Linked DNA regions of Homo sapiens: region 1 is linked to region 2. The links are chromatin loops, found by intact Hi-C in ENCODE. Cell type or tissue: mammary epithelial cell. All regions are shown on one strand. Links, peaks and the distances in the headings refer to the core of each region. The heading gives the core; the rest is flanking DNA.

The links. Peaks named below come from ENCODE experiments on the same cell type or tissue, not always from the same donor. Only the 100,000 strongest peaks of a DNase experiment are listed, where the experiment ranks them.
Region 1: a loop joins it to region 2, with 6 times the contacts of the local background. A loop is called at or near these places in 39 of 110 quality-filtered maps.

The regions. Positions count from the first base shown.
Region 1 is chr15:85,479,473-85,491,273 of GRCh38, forward strand. AKAP13 (A-kinase anchoring protein 13) reads left to right here. Exons shown (of 37, transcript NM_007200.5): 2 at 6,238-6,281. The coding sequence starts at 6,249. Among named protein-coding and RNA genes, the nearest start is that of AKAP13, 100 kb to the left of the region's middle. RefSeq lists a silencer at 1,566-1,615 and an enhancer at 2,150-2,309. In mammary epithelial cell, for the core only: a CTCF peak has its summit at 6,663 (motif pointing right); DNase peaks (open chromatin) are centred at 3,679, 6,679 and 9,709; H3K27ac peaks cover 1,390 bases.
Region 2 is chr15:85,835,585-85,847,385 of GRCh38, forward strand. LOC105370952 (a long non-coding RNA gene) reads left to right here and starts at 1,707. Exons shown (of 3, transcript XR_932580.2): 1 at 1,707-1,829; 2 at 2,389-2,546; 3 at 4,959-5,480. RefSeq lists a silencer at 5,051-5,310. In mammary epithelial cell, for the core only: a CTCF peak has its summit at 5,150 (motif pointing left); a DNase peak (open chromatin) is centred at 5,157; H3K4me3 peaks cover 241 bases.

The sequences.
Region 1 (11,801 bases), core at 2,608-10,607, 360 kb before region 2:
TGGAAGTACCCTGCAGGTAAAAATGCTCTATTTATACTTGGCTGAGTCCCAGACAGCTGCTGTCTGCCTGTTGGGACTGGGAGCAGATGTAGGGGTGATCTGCCCCCTCCTATTTTTTTGTGGATTTGGAAGCTTCCCTGTTGAGAGTGACAAAAACCCTGTCAATTGATGTGGTAGGTATGTCAGACCTGGACAGCTGGTCCTTAGAAAATATGCTGAGATCACCAAGTTAACAGGTACAGAAGGGTTTCCAGTTTGTTATATGATGTTGGGCCTGTGACTCCCCACCCCCCTTTTTAGGGACATGTCATTAATGGTGGAGCGCTTGTTAAAGGCTTCTCTTGTAGCATGTGTAGGTGTGGCTAAAGAATAGTGAATTTGATTGATGTTAATGTACATCTGGATACATTCTCATTTTAATTTTTTTTTATTGGTTCTAGGGACTTTTGGTAAAGATTGTGGATGTCTTCAGTTTTACACATTTAGGAAACAGTGTCTTTTTACTTATTTCCAGTACAGTTGTGATGTATTGAATGACAAGGGACTTTAAAACAGACATGCTGTGTATAATGTTTTCTTCCTGATTAAAAAGTAATATCTGTTCATTATTTGAATAGTTACAATTAAGAAACAGATTATTTAGGGATGAAAATTTCCTGTAATCTCCAGAGATATGTACACTTAACATTTTGGTGTTCGTTCCTCCAGATTCTTTTCTATGATTATTGTATTATATTTTAGAATTGTAGTTTACCCACCAGCGTATTTTAAGAAGTTACCAGAAAGGCGTCTCTGAGTATCTGAAGCCTTTCATTTAGCCATTTATGGATTTCAAAGTATCTTATGTGGGGTTAGTCTCCATTGAGACTCAGGAACTCTGCAAGAGGGAGAAGCATTGGCTTCTGCTATGTGCCTGTCAGTGTGCTTTAATACTTTACCTGGATCATCTCTTCCAGTAACCCCACAGTATAGGAAGCATTATTATGCTCTTTCTGCACATAAGGAGATGAAGATTCAGACAAGTTAAGTGACTTGCTCAAGGTAATACAGTTAATTGTAGAGGACTTGGGATTGAATTTGATTTATTGTCTAGAGAATATTGTATGGCACCCTATTACTTTCCTGTATTGAGATGTAGGTGGTGGGGGTGGGGGGGTTAAGCTGAAAATATCTGTGAGATGTATAAAGCTGTTGGATAGAGACACACCATTTCTTTCTTCTTATTTTTTTTTGAGACAGAGTTTCTCTCTTGTTGCCCAGGCTGGAGTGCAGTGGTGCAATCTGGGCTCACTGCAACCTCCACCTCCCAGGTTCAAACGATTCTCATGCCTCAGCCTCCCCAGAAACTGGGATTACAGGTGCCCGCCACCACACCCGGCTAATTTTTGTATTTTTTGTAGGGACATGTATAGTTTCACCATGTTGGCCAGGATGGTCTGAAACTCCTTATCTGAAGTGATCAGCCTGCCTTGACCTCCCAAAATTCTGGGATTACAGGCGTGTGCCACCGCGTCTGTCCTAAGGAGACACACTGTTTCTCTGGCTTATTAAGAGGTATTTGGTTAGTATATAAACATTTTCGTAGCTTCTGAGGTTTTGCAGTCATTTGTTCAGACATACGGGTTGGTGGAAATGCTTTCTGTTCCTTTTCCCAAACCAATCACACAGCCATATAACTTCATGCCTGAGTTTCTCTGTGGTCCTCTATAGTGAGTGGTTTTTACATAGTTCTTTGCAGCAGCATGAATTTCAAAAATCTCCAAACTTTTGCTATTGCTGATCTTTGTAAACTTTGCACACCCAGCGCTGGTACATTCTGATGATGGTGTCCACACTGCACTTTATGAAGAAAAGACTGATGATTGTTTATATTAAAATGTAGGAAGAGAATTGTAGCAGCAACTTTTGCTTCTCTAATCAACAACACCAGAAGAGACTTACTGTGTGTGGTCAGTGGGGGAGAATGTTAATTTATAAATTGAGATAGTTGTATTAAAATTGAGTGACTCTTATTTTGACATAAAGTGAATGTGTCTCTTTTATACAGCAGAAAACTATTAAATTTGTTTTTTCTCATCAGTATAAAATAAAGTGGAAAATGTGGGAAGAATACAAATTCTTAACTTCTGTGCTTCTGCTTATTTCACACCCCTCAAATTTCTGATTCCTTTCAACTGTAGCTGGCTTTACTACTGAGTGGTGAAATTGCTGAACATACTTAAAACCACATCATTTAAGACTTTGAATTTTGACATTTCCTCCTCTTCACAGTCTTTAAATACTAGGCAACCTGTAGGGTTCCACTGTGTCTGTCATGTATTGTCCCTGTGTTACATGAAAGCAGCCTCAGTGAACTTGTGAATTTGCTCAGTCATTTCACTGGCTACTGGGTGAGGAAGAAGTAGGATTTTCTCTCTTAAAATTCCTTGGTGAAATCATTGGATGGGCATGATGTGTTTCTTTAATTTTCATTTTGGTAAAAAAATCTACTGACAAAGCAAAGACTTTCAGTTGTTCTTGGTCTTTCAGTAGGTTTAGTTTTTAAGTGTGTTTACTCTGACCAAAAACTGCCTTCCTGTAATATGCTCCTCCCTTTAGAACTCAGTTCTTAAGTAGAGTTTGTTTAAATGTATAAAATAAGTTAATGCATTATATGCAGCGAGGTTTTGCATCAGAACCCTGAGTTCTCAATGTTGTGGCAGGTTTAAGTGTCTAGAACACCTTTTAGCTGTTATTTCTATTACTTGCTTTTTTATTTTTGGGGTAAATGATATCTTCTCAGGGAGGCCTTCCCTCAGCACCATGTTTTAAAGGGCATCTCCCTCATTTGCTATTCCTTCTTCTGTTTTATTTTTCTCTATAGAATTTGTTACTGTGTGAAAACTATTTATTTTAATGTTTTATTTACCTGTGTTACCCCTAGAATAATATCTATGAAGGTAGGGATTTTTGTCTGTTCCTTCTGTGCCTACAGAGTCTTGAGGAGTATGGTGTCTGGCACATTGTAGGTGCACAATGACAGCTGAATTAACAATGTCAGGGAGAGTTTGTAGGATGGGGCTCGAGGTATAGGGCAAGTCAGTTTTTAGATTTGAGGTCATTAGCAGGAGATCCTCTTACGATGTGGGGGGAAAAACACACGTTTTAACGTCAGACTGGGTTTGAATCTGGTCTCTCCAACTTACCCTTTGACCTTGGTGTTAAATGATTTAACCTTTGAAAGATCAATTTTTTTCACTAGTGAAATAGGGGAAATAGTATCTTTTTAGTGGGGATTAAATGTAATATCAAATATAATGCTCTGTAAATGTTAGTTTTGTCTTTCCCGTTGTGTGCCAGCATTGTGGAAGTCTGAAAGCAACCTGAATTTACCAGTCTGTTTCTGGAGCCTTCTGGGGTCATTACTTTGATTACTTTTGACAGATACATTCTTTTCAGCAGCCTGTGTTGCCAGCATAACAATGACCTGTCCCTTTGACCAGTGTGAGGGACAGACACTTTGTCATCCCTCTTTTAATCCTTGTATCAGAACAACTCTTACGAGTTCTGGTTTTGAAACATGTTTAGAGGAGTTTATAATTCCGAACAGTTCAGATGACATCAGCCCTTTCTTAGAGCCCTCTAAGTTTGCTCAGCTTCCTCATTCCAGTGTGGCGGGAACCATTCAGTTAAATTGATGTTTGTGGTCTTTACACATAGTCATCCGAAGTTTCTTGCAAATCACGAAACATCAGAGGGCTGCTAAGTCACTAGTTTGTCTCTGTAGATTTCTCTAATCCAGGCTTGTCCAAACCGTGGCCTGCAGGCTGCATGCAGCCTGTGAAGGCTTTGAATGTGGCCCAACACAAATTCGTAAACTGTCTTAAAACATTGGCTGGGCATGGTGGCTTACGCCTGTAATCCCAGCACTTTGGGAGGCCGAGGCGGGTGGATCATGAGGTCAGGAGATCGAGACCATCCTGGCTAACAAGGTGAAACCCCGTCTCTACTAAATATACAAAAAATTAGCCGGTTGCGGTGGCGGGCGCCTGTAGTCCCAGCTACTGGGGAGGCTGAGGCAGGATAATGGCGTGAACCCGGGAAGCGGAGCTTGCAGTGAGCCGAGATTGCGCCACTGCAGTCCGCAGTCCGGCCTGGGCGACAGAGCGAGACTCCGTCTCAAAAAAAAAAAAAAAAAAACACCAAAAAATCAGCTGGGTGTTGTGGCGGGTGCCTGTAATCTCAGCTACTCGAGAGGCTGAGGCAGGAGAATTGCTTGAACCCAGAAGGCAGAGGTTGCAGTGAGCCAAGATTGTGCCACTGCGCTCTAGCCTGGGCGACAGAGCGAGACTCCATCTCAAAAACAAACAAACAAAAAAATTATGAAATTTTCTTTTTTTGCAATTTTTTTTAAAGCTTATCAGCTATTATTAGTGTTAGTATATTTTATGTGTGGCGCAACACAATTCTTCTTCTTCCAGCGTGGCCCAGGGAAGCTACAAGATTGGACGACACTCTTTTAATTTTTGTGGCTTAACAAGGTGTTAATTCCTGTATAAATTTCACTGATATTTCTTCTGCTTGATGCAGGAACACTTGACAAGTTAGTTAAGGTAGATTGGTCCATAAATTTATAGGTTCTTTCATTCCCATGTCCTAGGCAAGTCTGAGCAGGCCCTGGAAAGCTGATTAAAAGGCCAGTGAGCACAGTGAGCTTAATTGTAAATTAAATGGATATTTAATACATTAAGAAGGCACTCAAGCCTTTCAATCTTTCATTTTCATCCATGCTTGCTGTTTGAATCTGATGGGCTTGAAATTGACTTTGTTCTTCTAAAAATGTTGGTTGGTTATTGCTGCCTTTCTCAAGCTTGGTTTTCAGTGTGGATTTCTGCAGATAATTTTTGCACCTAAAAGTACAAAGTCATTAAGTGAAGATAGTCAGGAAGGAAAGAGTGCCCTGAGCCAGGAGGTCTGTTATAGCGCATGGGGTGGACCAGAGAATGAATGGGCATGGGCATGGAGGTGGTTCAGTCAGTGTGGGAAAGCCACTTGCTTGTCAGTTTTCTACTGCGTTGTCCAGCAGAACACGTTGAAGCTTGGGGCCTGCAACTGGTGTGGAGATGATTGCATTTAGGAGGCTGATGTAGATTTTTTTCCCTCTAAGTGTGTGTTAACTGCCTTTTGGTGAAGTCTTGATCCGAGACATACACAACTTGATCTGTGAGGATTGTAATATCGAGATGGTTCTGTTATTTGAGTTAGGCATGGCTAGGCTACCAAGGCATTGCTTTTCAGTCCCAACAGTTGGTCATTTCAATTTCAGTGAGGCTTTTGTGATTTGTTAGAATACAAAGTTTGTTATTTTGTCTGTGTTTTTGCATGTATGAATGACACTTTATACTGTTATTTTGCTGGTTAGTATGTGCCTTCATTTACCTATTGTGAGTAAGAAACTTCCTCAGATCAAATTATAGTAAAGTCACTTGGTTCTGTTTCTCTGACTCTTAAGAGATTGAGATCACTTTATACTCAAACTCAGGGTGTTTGGTAAAGGACCTACCCTTCTGAGCATTTATAGCCTAGATGAAGTCCTGGTCCAATCACCAAGTTAAACTTTTAAGAACATGCTATTCTTAATGTTCAGGAATTCAACCCTGGAAGCCTTCTCTAAATCTTAATGAGATTTTTATGAGAATTCATTTAGTGAACATAACAATCAGGGAATCCAGCTATTAACTTTGAGGAGGGTCATGCCTTTTAGTGGTTAGAGAGGCAAGCTGTAGCCTCCCTTCTCAGAGAAGGGGAATTGAGGAAGAGAGTTCTAGTGGTCCCTTGCAATCCTCCCCTCACTTTCCAGGCTCCCTAGTAAGACTGCAAGAAGTCCCTGAGTAAACAGCATTTTGTGAGTTTGAGGGACTACGTAAAAATGTAAGTGAACATACAATGGTTTTGCTTTGATAACTGTTTTAAATATCCTGTTGGTTGTTGAAACTTCTGTGACAGTGAAGCCTTTTGTCTTTATTTTTCAATCGGAAGATCTTTCTTCCCCACTTGAAAAGATTGAGTCTGGGATCAATTCCTGACCCCGCTTCCTTCCTAAATCTCTTAGTGTATAGCATACAGCTGGGCATATGGTAATCTCGGGCACGGGATTGTACTCACAGAGCTATGCTTGACACCTAGGACTTTAGGTGGCTTATATATTTTCGGTGACAACTTTTAATTTTATTCTCATTTATTCCATTTCTGTTTCAGTGTCCTGGGTCATGAAACTTAATCCACAGCAAGCTCCCTTATATGTGAGTAAATCATGAGATTTCTTATTATTTTGTGTTTATCTGTTCTGCTTACTTGTTATAATAAGCCACACTCTCACATGATAGATCCTCAAGGAAAATTTTAACCATATGTCCATGAATATATTGGTGTAAGACACTTCAGAAATTGAGTTTGATTTAGTAAATACTAAATGGCTAATCTGTGCATGGAAATGAAAACAAATAATACCTGTAAGACTTGAGAGTTAATTTAGTCAGGGTAATAGTATGCATGTATGAAACAAATTGTCCTGCCAAACAGTACTGTAGCTTCTTATTTTTTACCTGCAGTGCATTCCTGTAAAAGTAGTGTGGAGATCCTCCTACTGCCACTGTGATTTACCTTATGTTGCCACTAGGTGGCACTATGTCATTGGCAAGAGTACTGTTTTCTTTAGGACTCATCTCCCTAAAGTGAGGGACTTCCCTCATTCAGTGGGTTGTCATTTCACTTTCTTGATGCTATCCTTTCAAGCACAAAAATTTTCAGTTTTGATAATGTTTTGTTGTTGCTTTTTTTTTTGGCATCATATCTAAGAAGAATTCTTTGCATAACCTAAAGTCACAGAGATTTATTCCTATGTTTTCATCTAGGAATTGTATAGGTTTAGTTAGCTCTTACATTTAGGTATGTAATGTGAGAGTTCATTTTTGTGTATTTTGTAAGGGAAGAGTCCAACTTTTTTCTTTTGCATGTGGATCTCCAGTTGTTCCAGCACCATTTGTTGAAAAGACTGTTCTTTCTCCCATTGAATTGTCTTGGGCATCCTTGTTGAAATTGATCAGAAGTGTGAGGAATTTTTTCTGGACTCTGAAGTCGATTCCTTTCATTTAGGTTGTTTTTGATTTCTTTCAACAGTGTTTGGTAGTTTTCACTGTATAAACTTGGTACTTCCTTGAAATTTGTTGCTTATGGTTTTATTCATTTTGATGGTATTGTTAATTTTGTTATCTTAATTGTTCAGTTCTTTTTTTTTTTTTTTTTTGGATGGAGTCTGGCTCTGTTGCCCAGGCTGGAGTGCAGTGGCGCGATCTTGGCTCACTGCGAGCTCCGCCTCCCAGGTTCACGCCAGTCTCCTGCCTCAGCCTCCCAAGTAGCTGGGACTATAGGTGCCTGCCACCACTCCTGGCTAATTTTTTGTATTTTTAGTAGAGACAGGGTTTTACCATGTTTGCCAGGGTGGTCTCGAACTCCTCACCTCGTGATCCACCCAGCTCCCAAAGTGCTGGGATTACAGGCGTGAGCCACAGCACCTGGCCAATTGTTCAGTTTTTGATTGTTCATTGCTTATATATAGAAATACTGTTGATTTTTGTGTACTGATCCCTGAAACTATAGCCTTGTGTCAGAGATGAGTTACAAACTATAATCTAACTTGTTTGGCCACAGTTTTTAAGTGGATGCCTTAGGATTTTCTCTGTACAGGATCAAGTGATCAGAGATCGTTTTCTTCCTTTCCAATCTGGATGCGTTTTATTTCTTTTTCTTGCCTAATTGCCCTGAGAAGCATGTCTGGTACAACATTGAATAGAAGTGGTGAGCGCAAACATCCTTGTCTTTTCCTGATCTTAAAGAGAAAGCATCCAAGCTTTCACCAGTAAGTATGATGTTGTTAGGTGTGGGTTTTTCACAGGAATCTTTTGTTAAATGAGGACATTCCCTTCTATTCCTAGTTTGACTATTTTTATGATGAAAACATGTTGGATTTTGTCAGGTGATCTTTCTGTGTTGAGATGGCCATGTAGGTTTTTTTCCTTTCATTAATGTGATATATTACATTGACTCAATTAAATAGTTTTTATTTATTTATGGAGATGGGGCCTTGCTCTGTCACCCAGGCTGGAGTGCAGTGACATGATCATAGCTCACAGCATCGTGGAACTCCTGGGATCAAGGGATCATCCCACCTCAACCTCCTGAGTAGCTAGGACTACAGATGTGCGCCACCATGCCTGGCTATTTATTTATGTATTTATTGAGACAAGGTCTTGCTCTGTCACCCAGCCTGGAGTGCAGTGACATGATCATAGCTCACAGCATCGTGGAACTCCTGGGATCAAGGGATCATCCCACCTCAGCCTCCTGAGTAGCTAGGACTACAGGTGTGCGCCATCATGCCTGGCTATTTATTTATGTATTTATTGAGACAAGGTCTTGCTCTGTCACCCAGGCTGGAGTGCAGTGGCGCGACCATGACTCACTGTAGCTGCGATCTCCCAGGCTCAAATGCTCTTCCCACCTCAGCCTCCTGAGTAGCTGGAACCACAGGCATGTGCACCCATGCCCAGCTATTTGTATTTATTTTTTGTAGAGACGAGATCTGACTATGCTGCCCAGGTTGGGCTCAAGTGATCCTTCCACCTCGGCCTCCCAAAGTGCTGGGATTACAGTATGAGCCATCCTGCCTGGCCTGTTTTAATTTTTAGAGATAAGGTCTTGCTGTGTTGCCAGGCTACCTTGGTTGAATTTTTAATGTTAAGGCAACCTGGCATTTCTGAGGTAAGTATCATTTGATAATGCTGCACAATCTTTTTTATATGTTGTTGGATTTGTTTTGAAAGTATTTTGAGGACTCTTGTGTCTATACATAGAGATATGTTCTATAGCTTTCTTGTGATGTCTTTGTCTGGTTTTGAGTATTAAAGGTTTTTGGTTAGGGAACAGTTGTAAATAAGTAGTTGTGTTATACAGAAGGATGGCTTCCCCAAATTTATTCACTTCTTAATCCCTAGAACCTGTGAATATTTACCTTACATGGCAAAAAGAACTTTTCATACTTGATTAAGTTGAGGATCTTAAGATGGGAGCTTATTCTGAAATATCTGAGCTTCCCGTTGTAATTACAGGAGTTCTCATGAGTGAGAGGGAGTATCAGGAGAGTCAGTGGTCAGAGATTTGAAGATGCTACACTGCTGGCTTAGAACATGGAGGAAGGAGCCCATGAGCTACGGAATGCAGCTCTAGAAGCTGGAAATAGCAAAAGAACACTTTCTCCACATAGAGACTCTAGAAGGAACACAGCCCTGCTGGCACCTTGATTTTTAAACAAGTGAAAGTCATTTTGGACTTCTGACTTCCAGAAATGATATATGATAATAAATTTATGTTGTCTTAAGCCACTGAGTTTGTGATAATTTTTTGTAACAGCAGTAGAAAACTAATAGAGTAGTAGTTTGAGAAAATTAGTGATAAAGGATACTTGGGAAGGAAAGGATAAATGCAGTTAGGTCAGTTAGAAACTCTCTGATCTTGCCATCATGGAGCCTGAGAACTTTAGAGTTAGTAAATACTTTAGCTAATATATGCTTCAACCTCTCCCTTTTAGACATGAGGAAACGAGGTCTGAAGATGTTGTGATAAGATGGCACAGCTAATTGGTGGTAAATTGTGAATTGAACCTTTGTTTTCTGGACTTAAGTCATAGAAACCACTGTAAACCTTGTTAAGCTTTAAAAAGTTTCATTCTGTTAGGGAAGCACAGCTCAGTTCTGAGTAACATAGTTAATACACTAAGTGCTTTGTATATGTTTGTGTTTAATTGACTTGAGCAGGCTCTACTGAAGAATACTTCTTTAAACTTCAGGATTCAAGTATGTCCATCAACAGTAATACTTAATGGGGCAATATGTTATCTCCTTTTTAAAAGGAGAGTAACAGTGTATTGGATTCTCAGTGAACTGAGTCAAGTTGCAGGGATTTATGCTGTTTTGGTGAGGAAAAGTAGCTGTTTTATGATGGCTCATTGAGCAGGGTGGTGGGGGAAGTTCTCTGCACCTGGACAAAGAAATAAGCAAGAGAACAAAGACTGTGAAGATTTTCATTTAGATCATATTTGGGATCTGCCAGGGGTGAGTATCATCATTAGAAGGGAGAATATTGCTGCTAAATAAGGAAAAACACTGTACCCGGAGAAGAACTTTTATCTGTCAGTTAAGACAAATAGGCTGGACTCCAAATAAATATTTTAATCAGACTTTGAATAAAGATGTGTCCAGAATACGTTGCAATAGTTAAAAATGTAAGGAAGGTTCCAAAGTGTACAGGTGGCAGTACTGTTGGATGTTTCAATTAAGCTCTTTTAATGAATTATTTTCAATGAAATGTTCACCATAAAATGTGCAGGACCCTGGCCTGAAACTTTGGAGACCAGTAGCTCAATATGGCTATGCCTTGGTTTTCCTGTCTGTTAGCTCTGATTGCATGAGTACAACCTTTATGTTAGGCAAGCTAGTTACATCACTAAGTCGGGTTTTTCTCACAGTCGCCACAAAAGTAATGATTATTGCCAGATGAATTCATAAGAATTGCATTTTCAGTTCCATTTAGTGGTAGTGCTAAAAACTCTGAGTAGCTTAGTAGTATCCTTCTTGGTATGAGGGCCTGGATTGTTTAGAGAGAGGAAAGATGGAGAGGCAGTGGCAGATGCAAGAAATATTTCAAAAGAAACAGCAGGGCCAAATGCTTTATTAGACTATAGGGAGTGAAAGAGAACCATGAATGACAGTTGATTGAGAACTTGAGTGTGAGTGACAGCTGATGCCATCATTGGGTATAGAGAAGAAGGAGATGATGATCTTGTTCTTTACACATGTTAAATAAAGTCACATGGGTATCCTGTTCATAGGTGGAGGTGTGTGCTTGAAACTACAGAGCAAGGAAGTTGGTTTTGAAGTGAAATCGTTTGAGTCTTCTCTAAGAAATTGATTCTTTTGACACCATGTGACTGTAAGAATAGATGAGCTCTTTGAGAAGCTAAAAGAGTGGATGGAATTAGTATAGTGGACTGTGGTGTAGAAGACAAAGTGAGTCAAGAAAGGAGTTCCAGAAACCTGGGTTGCATTTTAGCCTTAAACATTTTGTTCCTGGTGTTTCTTAATTTCACTTATACATCAGGATTGGAAGTAAACTTTGGGCTGGAGCTGGGCAATTTATTCTTTTATTCAGGTGCCTTCTTTGTGCCAAGACCTGTTCTGGATGCTGGAGATTTAGCCATGAACAAAACAGAAGGTCCCTGCTCTCCTGGTACTTGCATTGTAGTGAGAAGAAGGAAGACAGCAAGATAACATATCAGGAAGAAAAGTTCTATGAAAATAAATGAAATGGCGATGTGATTGTGCCTGACCAGGGGCTGTTTTATCTTGGGTGGTCAGGGAAGGCCTTTGAGGGGCATGTCATTTAGGCTGAGACCTGAAGGAGCCAGCATGTGAAGCTCCTAGAAGTGTTCTAGCCCAAGGGAACAAATGCAGAAACTCTAAAATGAGAAGTAGTAACTTAATATGTTTGAGGAACAGAACAGTGGCTGGGGCTTAATGAGTGCAAGGGGAAGGGGTCCAATCTCTTCTGCATGAGGTTGGAGATTTAGGGAGGAGATGAGGAAGAAGCTGGATCTTGTAGGATTTAACAGACCACTGGATAATCTCCCTGGGCCTACCTTCCCTCACATCTGAACCCTACTACAGCTCCTATCCCTGTGTGTACTCAGAAAACATTAGAGCTCCTTC
Region 2 (11,801 bases), core at 1,708-9,707:
CAGACTCTCTCTAAAAAAAAAAAAAAAAAAAAAATCATGCATCCCTACTACATGCAAATCTGTTTAGTCATATAGTTTATACAGTTAGCACTGGATTTATATAGGGTGTACCTTAAAACCATGCACAAAGTAGAAATTACAAGGATGATACTTTTTCATAAATTATAAACATTAATGTATTATGCTCATTAAAGCCATATATAAAAAGAGAAATGTAAAATGGGGACATAAGAATAACTATAAAAATAAATTTAAGAAATAACTATATTGCACTGGATGCAGTGGCTCACATCTGTAATCCCAGCACTTTGGGAGGCAGAGGTGGGCTGATCACTAGGTCAGGAGTTCGAGACCAGCCTGGCCAATATGGTGACACTCTGTCTTTACTGAAATTACAAAAATTAGCCGGGCGTGGTGGTGCACACCTGTAGTCCCAGCTACTCGGGAGGCTGAGGCAGAGGCACAAGAACTGCTTGAACCCGGGAGGCAGAGGTTGCAGTCAGCTGAGATCACGCCACTGCACTCCAGCCTGGGCAGCAGAGTGAGACTCTGTCTCAAAAAAAAAAAAGAAAGAAAAGAAATAACTAATAACTATATTGGCTGGGCACGGTGGCTCACGCCTGTGATCCCAGCACTTTGGGAGGCCAAGGCGGGCAGATTACCTGAGGTCAGGAGTTCAAGACCAGCCTGGCTAACATGGTGAAACCGTGTTTCTACAAAAAAACTAAAAAACTTAGCCAGGCGTGGTGGCACGTGTCTGTAATCCCAGCTACTCAGGAGGCTGAGGCAGGAGAATTGCTTGAACCTGGAGGCGGAGGTTGCTGTGAGCCGAGATCACAACAATGCACTCCAGCTTGGGCAACGAGAGTGAAACTCCGTCTCAAGAAAAAAAGAACTAACTATAAAAAATAAGTTATTGGCCAGGTGCGGTGGCTCACGCCTGTAATCCTAGCACTTTGGGAGGCCGAGGAAGGTGGATTACAAGGTAAGGAGTTTGGGACCAGCGTGGCCAATATGGTGAAACCCCGTCTGTTCTGGAAATACAAAAATTAGCTGGGCGTGATGGCAGGTGCCTGTTGTCCCAGCTACTTGGGAGGCTGAGGCAGGAGAATTGCTTGAACCTGGGAGGCAGGGGTTGCAGTGAGCAGAGACCGCGCCACTGCACTCCAGCCTGGGTAACAGAGTGAGGCTCTGTTTCAAAAAAAAAAAAGAAAAAGAAAAAGAAATAAGTTCTTATCTTTTCTTCCTCCACTCCAGTGAATTTTCTCCCCTCCTCACCCCCACAGGGTGCCTGTATCTCATTTTATTTATTTTTTATTATTACTATTATTTTTGAGAGTAGCTGGGATTACAGGCAGGCACCACCACACCCAGCTAATTTTTTTTGTATTTTTAGTAGAGATGGGGTTTCACCATGTTGGCCTGGCTGGCCTTGAACTCCTGACCTCAGGTGATCTGCCCACCTTGGCCTCCCAAAGTGCTAGGATTCCAGGCATGAGCCACCGTGCCCGGCCTGCATCTCATTTTAGAAACCAGACTATTCTGTCAACATCTGCGTACTTGCCAGCTGCCTATTTTACAAGTGCAATTTCACTTAAGCTTCATTGCCACCCTGGGCGTTTCTACCTTTGCTTTCCATATCAGATCAGAAAACAAACTGAGCTAGGCTACATGACTCATTCAGGACACACAGTGAGGAAGTTAGGAGCCTGATGTTGACTCCTGTGTTCGTTTGCTCAGGCTGCCAACACCGACTGGGGGCTTCAATAATGGAAGCTTATTTTCACACAGTTCTGGAGGCTGGAGTTCCAAGATCAAGGTTTTGGCAGGTCTGGCTTCTTCTGGGGCCTCTCTCCTTGGCTTGCAGATGGCTGCCTACTCATGGGGTCCTTACACGGTCTTTTCTCTGTGCTGACACATCCTGGTGTGCCTTCCTTTTCTTAGGAACAGCAGTTCTGTTGGATTAGGGCCCTGCTCTGTGACCTCATTCGAACTTATTACCTCCTTAAAGACCCTAACTCCAAGTACAGTCATATTCAGAGACACTGGGGGTTAGGGTTCCAACGTATAAATTTTGGGGGGACAAAATTCAACTCATAAGAGTTCCCAGGCCTATGCTCTCTAGTCACTGGGCTGCCCTGCTTGGCTGGCCTGAGCATGTGACCTGAGGACACCCACTACAAAGATAAGTGCCCCTATGGCCTTCCAGGGGACAGCCCCAGCAGAATCTTAACACTCCTGTAAGATCTCTTTATCCCCTGCTTCCAGGATCCTGGTGCACCCATCCTTCTGCCTGGAATATCCTCTTCTCTCCTCTAATCTGCTCCCTTGCCACCTTCCCCACCTCCCCACTGGTCTAAGTCCTCTCTGTCTTCTCTGTTCTTCCAGCAAACTCCAATGTCATCTCCTCCATGAAGCCCTGGCTGCCACTCACAGAGAAGCAGGCTGAGTCCTGCACCAGGATGCCTGGCTGAGGAGCAGAGTGGCATAAAAGCATTTGCTCTTTGTTTGCAGGCCGCTGGGCCCAGGAGGCTGGGTCTGTTCAGGTAAGCTCCTTCTAATTTGCATCAACACTCATAAGGGGTAGGATGGCCCTGCAGTGTTGCTAGAAGTGATTTTTCTCTTCTGTTCGTTTCCATAAAATTTTATGGTACCTCTCATATACCATTCTGTGTTACTGGTATTTTTGTATTTGAATTGTCTTCTTATCTAGAAGGTGAGTTCTGAGAGTGCAGGGATCTTATCTTATCTTCATTCATTCATTCATTCATTCTTTCTTTCCTGCACTCACTCCATAAAGACCATTGAGATTCCACTGTGTTTGTTCAATTAAAGCTTGCTGAAAGAATACCTCAGTGAAATGCCCCCTGCCCAGGTAGCCTGTGCTCCTCCTGTATCTTCTTCATTCAATCCTCCCTGCTCTTTCATCCAGTTTACAGAATCAGACCCTCCACACACTGGCTTTTAGAGCTAGGGTCAGGTGTGGGTGGCCAAGCAGCATCTGATATGAGCAAAGGTGGCCCTGCTCTTCTCTGACCTCTTTACAGACCCCAAGTGCATTCTTTGCCAAAGCCACCCCAACCCCATTCTCTGCGAGCATTCCCTCCCCAGCTGCACCCTGCCCTCCCAACTCCTAGGATAGTCCACGTGGCCCTAGTAGTGTAGATGGAGCACATTCCAGGGCTCCCTCAGAGGGAGGACAGAAACTTGTGGAGCAGGAGGCGTCCCTTAAAGGAGGCAGGCAGAGAGGTGGGCCCTCGTCCCGGGTCAGGATCCTAGCAGGAAGCAGATACACCTTAGCTTCTACTGGGGAGTTGCCAGGAAACGATTGTGCGTCAGTCTGCACACTCCCAGTTGGTAGCTTCTGGAACATGGAGTAGAGAAACCTGGAAAAACTGAACAAGTAGAGCAATTGATTTTGTTCACACAATCGCAATAGGAAGAACACCCCAGATATGAAGATTAGAGTAATGGAAGGCAGGTTTTTTTTTTTTCAAGCAAACTTTTCATTGAATGTTAACAAGTTTTTACATACATGTGACCGCTACCACAATGAAAATACAGAACAAACATTTCCATTGCCCCCCAGAGTTCTCTTGTGCCCCATTCCATTTGACACCCCAGCCAATGGCCCAAGGCAAGCATTCATCTTCTTCTGTCATGATTATTTTTTCTACAGTTTTATATAAATTGAATTATAGGGTTTATAAGTACTCTTGATATCTGGTTCTCTCTCTTTTTTTTTTTTTTTTTGAGACAAAGTCTCGCTGTGACTCCCAGGTGGAGTGCAGTGGCATGATCTCGGCTCACTACAACCCCTGCCTCCCAGTTCAAGCGATTCTCCTGCCTCAGCCTCCTGAGTAGCTGGGATTATAGGTGCCTGCCACGACGCCCAGCTAATTTTTGTATTATTAGTAGAGACGGGGTTTCACCATGTTGGACAGGCTGGTCTCGAACTCCTGACCTCAGGTGATCCACCTGCCTTGGTCTCCCAAAGTGCTGGAATTATAGGTATGAGCCACTGCACCCAGCATGATTATGGTCTTAAAATACAGAGTGACTTATGATTTATGCCTGATTCTCTGGTGGCTGGGGAACCAAATAGTCTGAGAAAATACTTGGGTCAGTGGGAGCATTGGGATGACTGGAGGTGAGGAAGGGTTTGAGGTGTGAAACATCATTTATGGGAGGCTGTTGTTATGGAACTAGTCTCCTGCACTAGGCCCCAGCAGGCCAGACACCAGAATGGAGTCAGTTGTGCTAAGTGCAGTGTCATCAAACTGAACTTTGAAATGGGCCAGTTCCCCTAAAACATTCCATTTAATCTGCATCAACCTAAGTAATAAGGAAGTCCCCTCTGCTTTAACCCTGTAGGGAAAGTAACTTTGACATGATCAGTCCGTGTTTTGTTCTGTTTCTGCTTTCTGCCGCTCTTCTCTGCCTGCAAAGCCAACCTCCTGTGCTCAGCTCATTTTATAGGATGAGGTGTTGCTCACTTCTAGAATTGCAAATAAAAGCCAATTAGATCTTTAAGTTTGTGCTTCTGTCTTTTGACAAAGGTTCACAACTTCTCCAGCCCTCCACGAAGAAGCTGGAAGGAGCAGGGTGCACAGGCTCTTTGAAGATGCTGAGTGAGGTCCCAGGGCACCCACAGGAGCTGCCACCTCAGCTCAGGGGACACAGCTACTCTGAGCCCCTTTGCTCATGGGGGAAAGGGCGGGGGAAGCATGCTATCCCGCCCCCGCTCCCTACCCCAAAAAAGCTGCTTTGTCTTCAGAGGACCAGGAGTCCTGATTGGGCAGCCTCTGCCGGGAATGAAATGCATGTCCTTCGCACTTCCACTACCGTTCTATTTTCAGGCTGATTTATAACTAAAACGTGAAATAAGTGCTAGGAAAGCATTTAGCATTGTCTGACACTGCCTCAGCACACTCAGTTTCCTCTCTCTTCTTCATCAGAATCTCTGCCCGGCCAGGCAGCAGGCGCTGACTCTCGCACTGTCCGGTTCGAAGAGCTGTTTTCTGCAGGTACTTGCAGTAGCAGCTGGCCTGGGACCCACCCCCGGGCAAAGTCCGCTCCGGAGTCTGTCACTTCCCGGCGCGGGCCACCCAGCCCCTGGCGCCCTGGCGCTCAGCGCTCCGCGGGCGCGCCCTCTGGCGGCAAGAGCCCTGAACATTTCGCAAGCGGCGAAGGCTGGCGCGTGTTATCCTGGGCACCCACCGGACCGAATCGCTGGGCAGGGCTGCAAGGTGACTTGCTAACGCAATCAGACCAGAAAGGAGCGCGCGTCTAACTAAGCGGGGGAGGGGAGAAGCATGTTCATATTTTGTAAAATGCAAGTGGCACCTCTCCCCATTTTCCTCAAAATTTTATTCTGAAAAACTTTAGTACTTAAAAGTTCAAATGCTTTTACAGTGGACACACATTTATCTATCAGCTAGATTCTGTTATTCACATTTTACTCTATTGGTTTCATTGCATATCTGTCCATCTATTCATCCCTCTTTCCATCCTTCAAACTATCTTATTTTTTCTTTTTCTTGTTCTCTTTTTAATTTTTTTTTTTTTTTTTGAGACGGAGTCTTGCTCTGTCGCCCAGGCTGGAATGCAGTGGCGTGATCTGGGCTCACTGCAAGCTCCGCCTCCTGGGTTCACGCCATTCTCCTGCCTCAGCCTCCCGAGTAGCTGGGACTACAGGCGCCCACCACCACGCCTGGCTAATTTTTTGTATTTTAGTAGAGACAGGGTTTCACCGTGTTAGCCAGGTTGGTCTCTATCTCCTGACCTCGTGATCCGCCCGCCTCGGCCTCCCAAAATGCTGGGATTACGGTTGTGAACCACCGTGCCTGGCCCCATCTTATTTTTCAGATGCATTTCAAAAAGTAAATTGCAGACATTAGAACACTTCCCCCTAAATATCAGCCTTCAGCTTTTAAAGAAACAAATTGAAGAGATTGCTAATATTTATTTTGTTATAGTAGAATTCTTTTTTCACATGGTGTTCTTAAAACCCTTTGAAGTAGGTTTTATTTTCTTTTTCTTTTACTAAAAAAAAATTTTTTTTTGAGACGGAGTCTCGCTCTGTTGCCCCAGGCTGGAGTGCAGTGGCGGGATCTCGGCTCACTGCAACCTCTACCTCCCGGGTTCAAACGATTCTCCTGCCTCAGCCTCCCTTGTAGCTGGGACCACAGGCGCGAACCACCACGCCCAGCTAATTTTTATAATAATTTTTTATTTTTAGTAAAGATGGGGTTTCACTATGTTGGCCAGGCTGGTCTCAAACTCGTGGCCTCAAGTGATTCACCCACCTTGGCCTCCAAAGTGCTGGGATTACAGGCGTGAGCCACAGTGCCCAGCAGCTTTGTCCATTTTCTTTTCTTTCTTTCTTTTTCTCCTTTTTTTTTTTTTTTGAGACAGGGTCTCACTCTGTTGCCCAGGCTGGAGTGCAGTGGCACAATCTCAGCTCATTGCAACCCCCGCTTCCCAGGTTCAAGCAATTCTCCTGCCTCAGCCTCCCAAGTAGCTGGGATTACAGACATGTGCAACCTTGCCCGGCTAATTTTTGTATTTTTAGTAGAGACGGAGTTTCACCATGTTGGCCAGGCTGGTCTTGAACTCCTGGCTTCGAGTGATCTACTCACCTAGGCCTCCCAAAGTGCTGGAATTACAGGTGTGAGCCACTGCGCTTGGCCTGCTTTGTCCATTTTCTAATGGAGCTATTCGTGTTTTTATTATTGAGTTGTTTCAGTGTGGGTATTAGTTAGGAGATAGGGGGTTGGCTGAATTAGTTCACCATCTGAGCTATCTGGAGATAGATGGGTCACAGAACACTGTCCCTCCTCTTAAAAAATCAGATTTTTAAGACATTATACAATCTCAGGTAGGTCAAAATTCAAGTAAGGCAAATTGGAGTAGGATGCTCCAAGCCTCACTAGCCCTGTGGAGAAAGGCTCTCTGGCTGTGTAATCTTGAGTAATATTTAACTTTTGTGAGTCTCAGTTTTTGGGCCATTTTATAGGTGCATGTGCTCTTTTTTTTTTTTTTTTTTTTTTTTTTTGGGACGGAGTCTCGCTCTGTCGCCCAGGCCGGACTGCGGACTGCAGTGGCACAATCTCGGCTCACTGCAAGCTCCGCTTCCCGGGTTCACGCCATTCTCCTGCCTCAGCCTCCCGAGTAGCTGGGACTACAGGCGCCCGCCACCGCGCCCGGCTAATTTTTTGTATTTTTAGTAGAGATGGGGTTTCACCTTGTTAGCCAGGATGGTCTCGATCTCCTGACCTCATGATCCACCCGCCTCGGACTCCCAAAGTGCTGGGATTACAGGCGTGAGCCACCGCGCCCGGCCGCATGTGCTCTTTATGTGAGTCTAAGATGGTAAGGGCAGCAACTCGCCCTTGCTGAGCACCTTCCTCGTGCCAGGGGCTGGAGCAGGTGCTGCATGGGGGAGGCATGCTATCCCACCCCCCTCCCCCAGAATCAACAGGAGCCATTGCTCTTCTTTTTCACATCTGGAGGCTCAGCTCCAGCTCTCAGGGATGGCAGACTCAGGTCTCATGAAGGAAATTCACACTTGCATCATCAGAGTAACCAAAACCACTTCAGATTCATGATGGATGAAGGGCAGGATGACACATCCAGCTCTGACTTGGTCATCAGATGCAACAGGGATACTTTAGGATGTTTCTGCAGCATCTGCTGTGACAGGAAACCTGGGAGGCAGAGTTTCCTGCTCCAGTATTTTGTCTCTCCATGAGGGATGGCGTGGAGGCAAAGATGGCAGCTCTTGAGGAAGGCACTGGCTCACAAGATGGTGGCTCTTGGGGAAGACACTGCCTCACTTACAAGATGGCAGCTCTTGGGGAAGACACTGGCTCACAAGATGTTGGCTCTTGGGGAAGACACTGGCTCACTTACAAGATGGCAGCTCTTGGGGAAGACACTGGCTCACAAGATGGTGGCTCTTGGGGAAGACACTGGCTCACTTACAGGATGGCAGCTCTTGGGGAAGACACTGGCTCACAAGATGTTGACTCTTGGGGAAGACACTGGCTCACAAGATGGTGGATCTTGGGGAAGACACTGGCCCACTTCTGCATCTAGCCTCTTGGAAGGAAGGGGCAGAAGAGGAGGTCTGGTGGATGTACACAGAGAGTGAACATACAGTGGCCCTGTGCACTAGCAAACACGACTCTGCCGGTGGCCTGGAACGGAATGGGACTCCATAAGACCCCCGTTTCCACTCTTAAGTGAGGAGTGTGTAGGGAAATGTACAGGTGTTTTCTCTGCTCCCTGCAGGCTGTTTCTACTGCCTCTTGTCAGCCCAGCCTGGGTTTAACTCAGCAGTTAGTTCATTCATCTGTTCATCCATTCTCAAACATTTATGGCACATTTCCTCTGTGTCAGTGTTGTTTCAGCCACTGGGGTTTCAAACCCTCGGTCAGTCCCAATATCCTCACCATCAAGGAACAGAGAAGACAGCATAAGGGAGGCAAAATTTTTTACCTATACCCTCTTATGGTGTTGTGGCTGGGCCTGAGGATTAAACTGACATAAGGCAGATTTACAGGAGAAAAGCAAACAAATTTACTTAATATAAATTTCATGTGACATGGGAGCTCTCATGAGAAAATGAATACCCAAATAAGTGACAAAACCTAAATGCTCTTATATTAAGTTGAACAAAGGCAGGCAATTGTGGAAAAGTAACTAAAGTATGTGAGGGGGCTGACTGGGTGTGGGGCTAACACCTGTAATCCCAGCACTTTGGGAGGCTGAGGCGGGCGGATCACCTGAAGACAGGAGTTCAAGACCAGCCTGGCCAACATGGTGAAACTCCGTGTCTACTATAAATACCAAAAATTAGTTGGGCATGGTGACGGGTGCCTGTAATCCCAGCTACTCAGTAGGCTGAGGCGGGAGAATTGCTTGAACCTAGGAGGCAGAGGTTTCAGTGAGCCGAGATTGTGCCACTGCACTCCAGCTTGGGTGACAGAGAAGAGAGAGACTCTGACTCAAAAAAAAAAAAAAAAAAAAGTATATGAGGAGGCTCAAGAAAGATACAAATTTTAACAAGACTTACTTTTATAGGATTCTCTTGGTCTCAACTTCCCATCTTTGATAATAAGAACAAACGTTCCTTCTGGCACAGGGAGGACCTCTTCTGTAAGGAGGTGTTATCTCCTTCTTTCAGGAAGAGAAAGGGAAGGGTCAGAATGCCCTTCTTTCATGTATTTTTTAAAGTGCCTATAGCTCAAAATAATCCTTACGCCAGAGCAGCATATGTTGATGTGGCATATTCTGCCAGCTTTCAATGTGCAAGCAGATATTTGTATATTTGAGTACTCTGTGAAGCTGGATTTTAAAAGCTGTCCCAGTATCTTCAATGTCTGGCCAGATATTAAAAGTCACTATGAGATGGGCTCTTTTGTTTCCTGAAGAGCCACTTGGGTAGCTCCTATCAATATGCAAGGGGAGGAACGGTAGATAATCCTTTCCTGGGAACAGAGGCTAACAGGATGCTTTATCTGGCTCTTCAAGGCTGCTTCTCCCCTCCAAGTGCAAGGGGATGTGGCTGGGGGAGGTGGCGGGAGTTGGAGAATGCATCGACTTGCATTAGAAGCCTAGAGGCCTTGTGGAAGGAAAAGGACTGATATTCCAACCCCTGTCTGGAATTAAAAGATCAGGAAACCTGTAGGAGTATAGAACACTTGGTCCTGAGCAAGGCCCTATGAGAGGAAAGGACGCCAAGGGCCTTGGAGTACAAACTCACTGTGAGGGAAGGTGAGATGGTGACCCTTGGATTTGTGAGAAGACACGGAGCCGGCTCTGAATGTGGCTGTGGTTGGGGATCCAGGCATGTCCTGTGCTTTAGGCAGAGTTTGTGCCTATGAACTAGGAAGAATAACTTGAAGTTCCAGTGTAGAACACTACTCTTGATTGTACAGATCTGGGCCAGCAAGGGTCTTAGCTGGAAGGAGGCAAGGGGGCTTTGGGCTACGCTGGGACAGTGTTCAGAGTGATGGTACAGAAGCCACTGTGTGAATTGGCCAATTGAACTCATTGGTTTGCCTCTCTTTTCTTCCTTTCCTTTCTTTTTCTTTCTCCTCCTTCTACTTTCCTCTCTCTTCATCTGGTATTGGAAGGTAGAATTTTTGCCAAAGGTGCCAAGAACACTCATTGGGGAAAGGACAGTCTGTTCAATAAATGGTGCTGGGAAAACTGGGTATCCATATACAGAACACTGGAACTAGATCTTGATCTCTCACTATTTACAAAAATCAAATCAGAATGGATTAAAGACTTAAATGTAAGACCTGAAACTATGAAACTATTAGGCAAAAACATTGGGGAAATGCTCCAGGACATTGGTCTGGGTAAAGATTTCTTGAGTAAGACCTCACAAACACAGGAAACCAAAGCAAAGATGGACAAATGGGATCACATCAAACATAAAAGCTTCTGCACAAACGCAAAGAAAACAATCAGGAAAGTGAAGAGACAACCTACAAAAATGGGAGAATATATTTTCAAATTGTTCATCTGACAACAAATTAATAATCAGAATATAAGGAACTCAAACGACTCATATATTATTTTATGTATTATTTATATATTAATTGCTGAATACAATTTCTCAAATCAGTGGCGTTTATAATGTATGTAGATGTACCATAATGACAATAGTGGTAGAAAGGACTAGGCGAGGTTAATGAAACGATAATGTCGCAAGTGACTCAAAAGCCAATAGAGGAGTTAAAATAGAATACTAAAAAAGTTTGATTAACCCAAAGGACAGTAGAAAAGAAGGAACAGAGGAACAAAAAAGAGATAGGACAAATAGAAAACAAATAATAAAATGATAGACCAACATATCAACATTTGCATTAAATGTAAAAGGACAAAACATAACAATTAAAAGACAGAGATTATCAGGCTGAATAAAAAAGCAATTCCCGTCTTTATGCTCTATAAAGTGTGCCTATAAGGACACCCTTCTAATGTAAAGACACAGATAGTTTAAAAGTAAAAGAATGGAAAAGTACATACCATGAAAATAGTAAGTATAAGAAAGCTGGTGTGATTATAACAATATTAGACAAAATAGACCTCAAGGCAAGGAGTATTATGAGATACAATACAGATTATTTTATAATAATAAAAGAACCAAATCAGCAGGAACATACACCCCTTCTATATGCATATGTGACCAATGACAGAACTTCCAAATGTATGAAACACAAACTGAGAAGATTAAAGGGACAACTAGGCAAGTCAACGATCCTGGTTGAATATTTTTAACATCCCTTTTTCAGTAATTAATAGAACAATTAGACAAAGGCATCAGTAAGAATATAGAATATGTAAATACTATCAGTTACCTGGACCTAATTGCCATTTATAGGAGATTATACCCAAGAACAGAATACACATTCTTTTCAAATGCACCTGGAATATTTACCAAGTTAGACCATATGCTGGGTGATAAAATAAGTCTTAATAAAATTCAAAAGATTAGGAAAAAAAAAAAGCTTAACAGTGCAGGTTGCTGGACTGATATTTAAACAGCTCCCTGGGTCATGATCCCAAAGCTAATGTGGGAGAGCTCTATGACTGGAAATGGACATTTACAAGTCAGCAGATGATTCCGGCAGCATTTTGCATAGGAGATGAATGGACATCTGGATTCACAGAAGCTGGATTTGAAATAAATTCTCTATGTCGTCCAGCCTGTCTGTCTCAGTCCCTGAGAATATTTCTGGTAATCTATTTATCACTGATTTGAGAACAAAAGGGGATTAAAC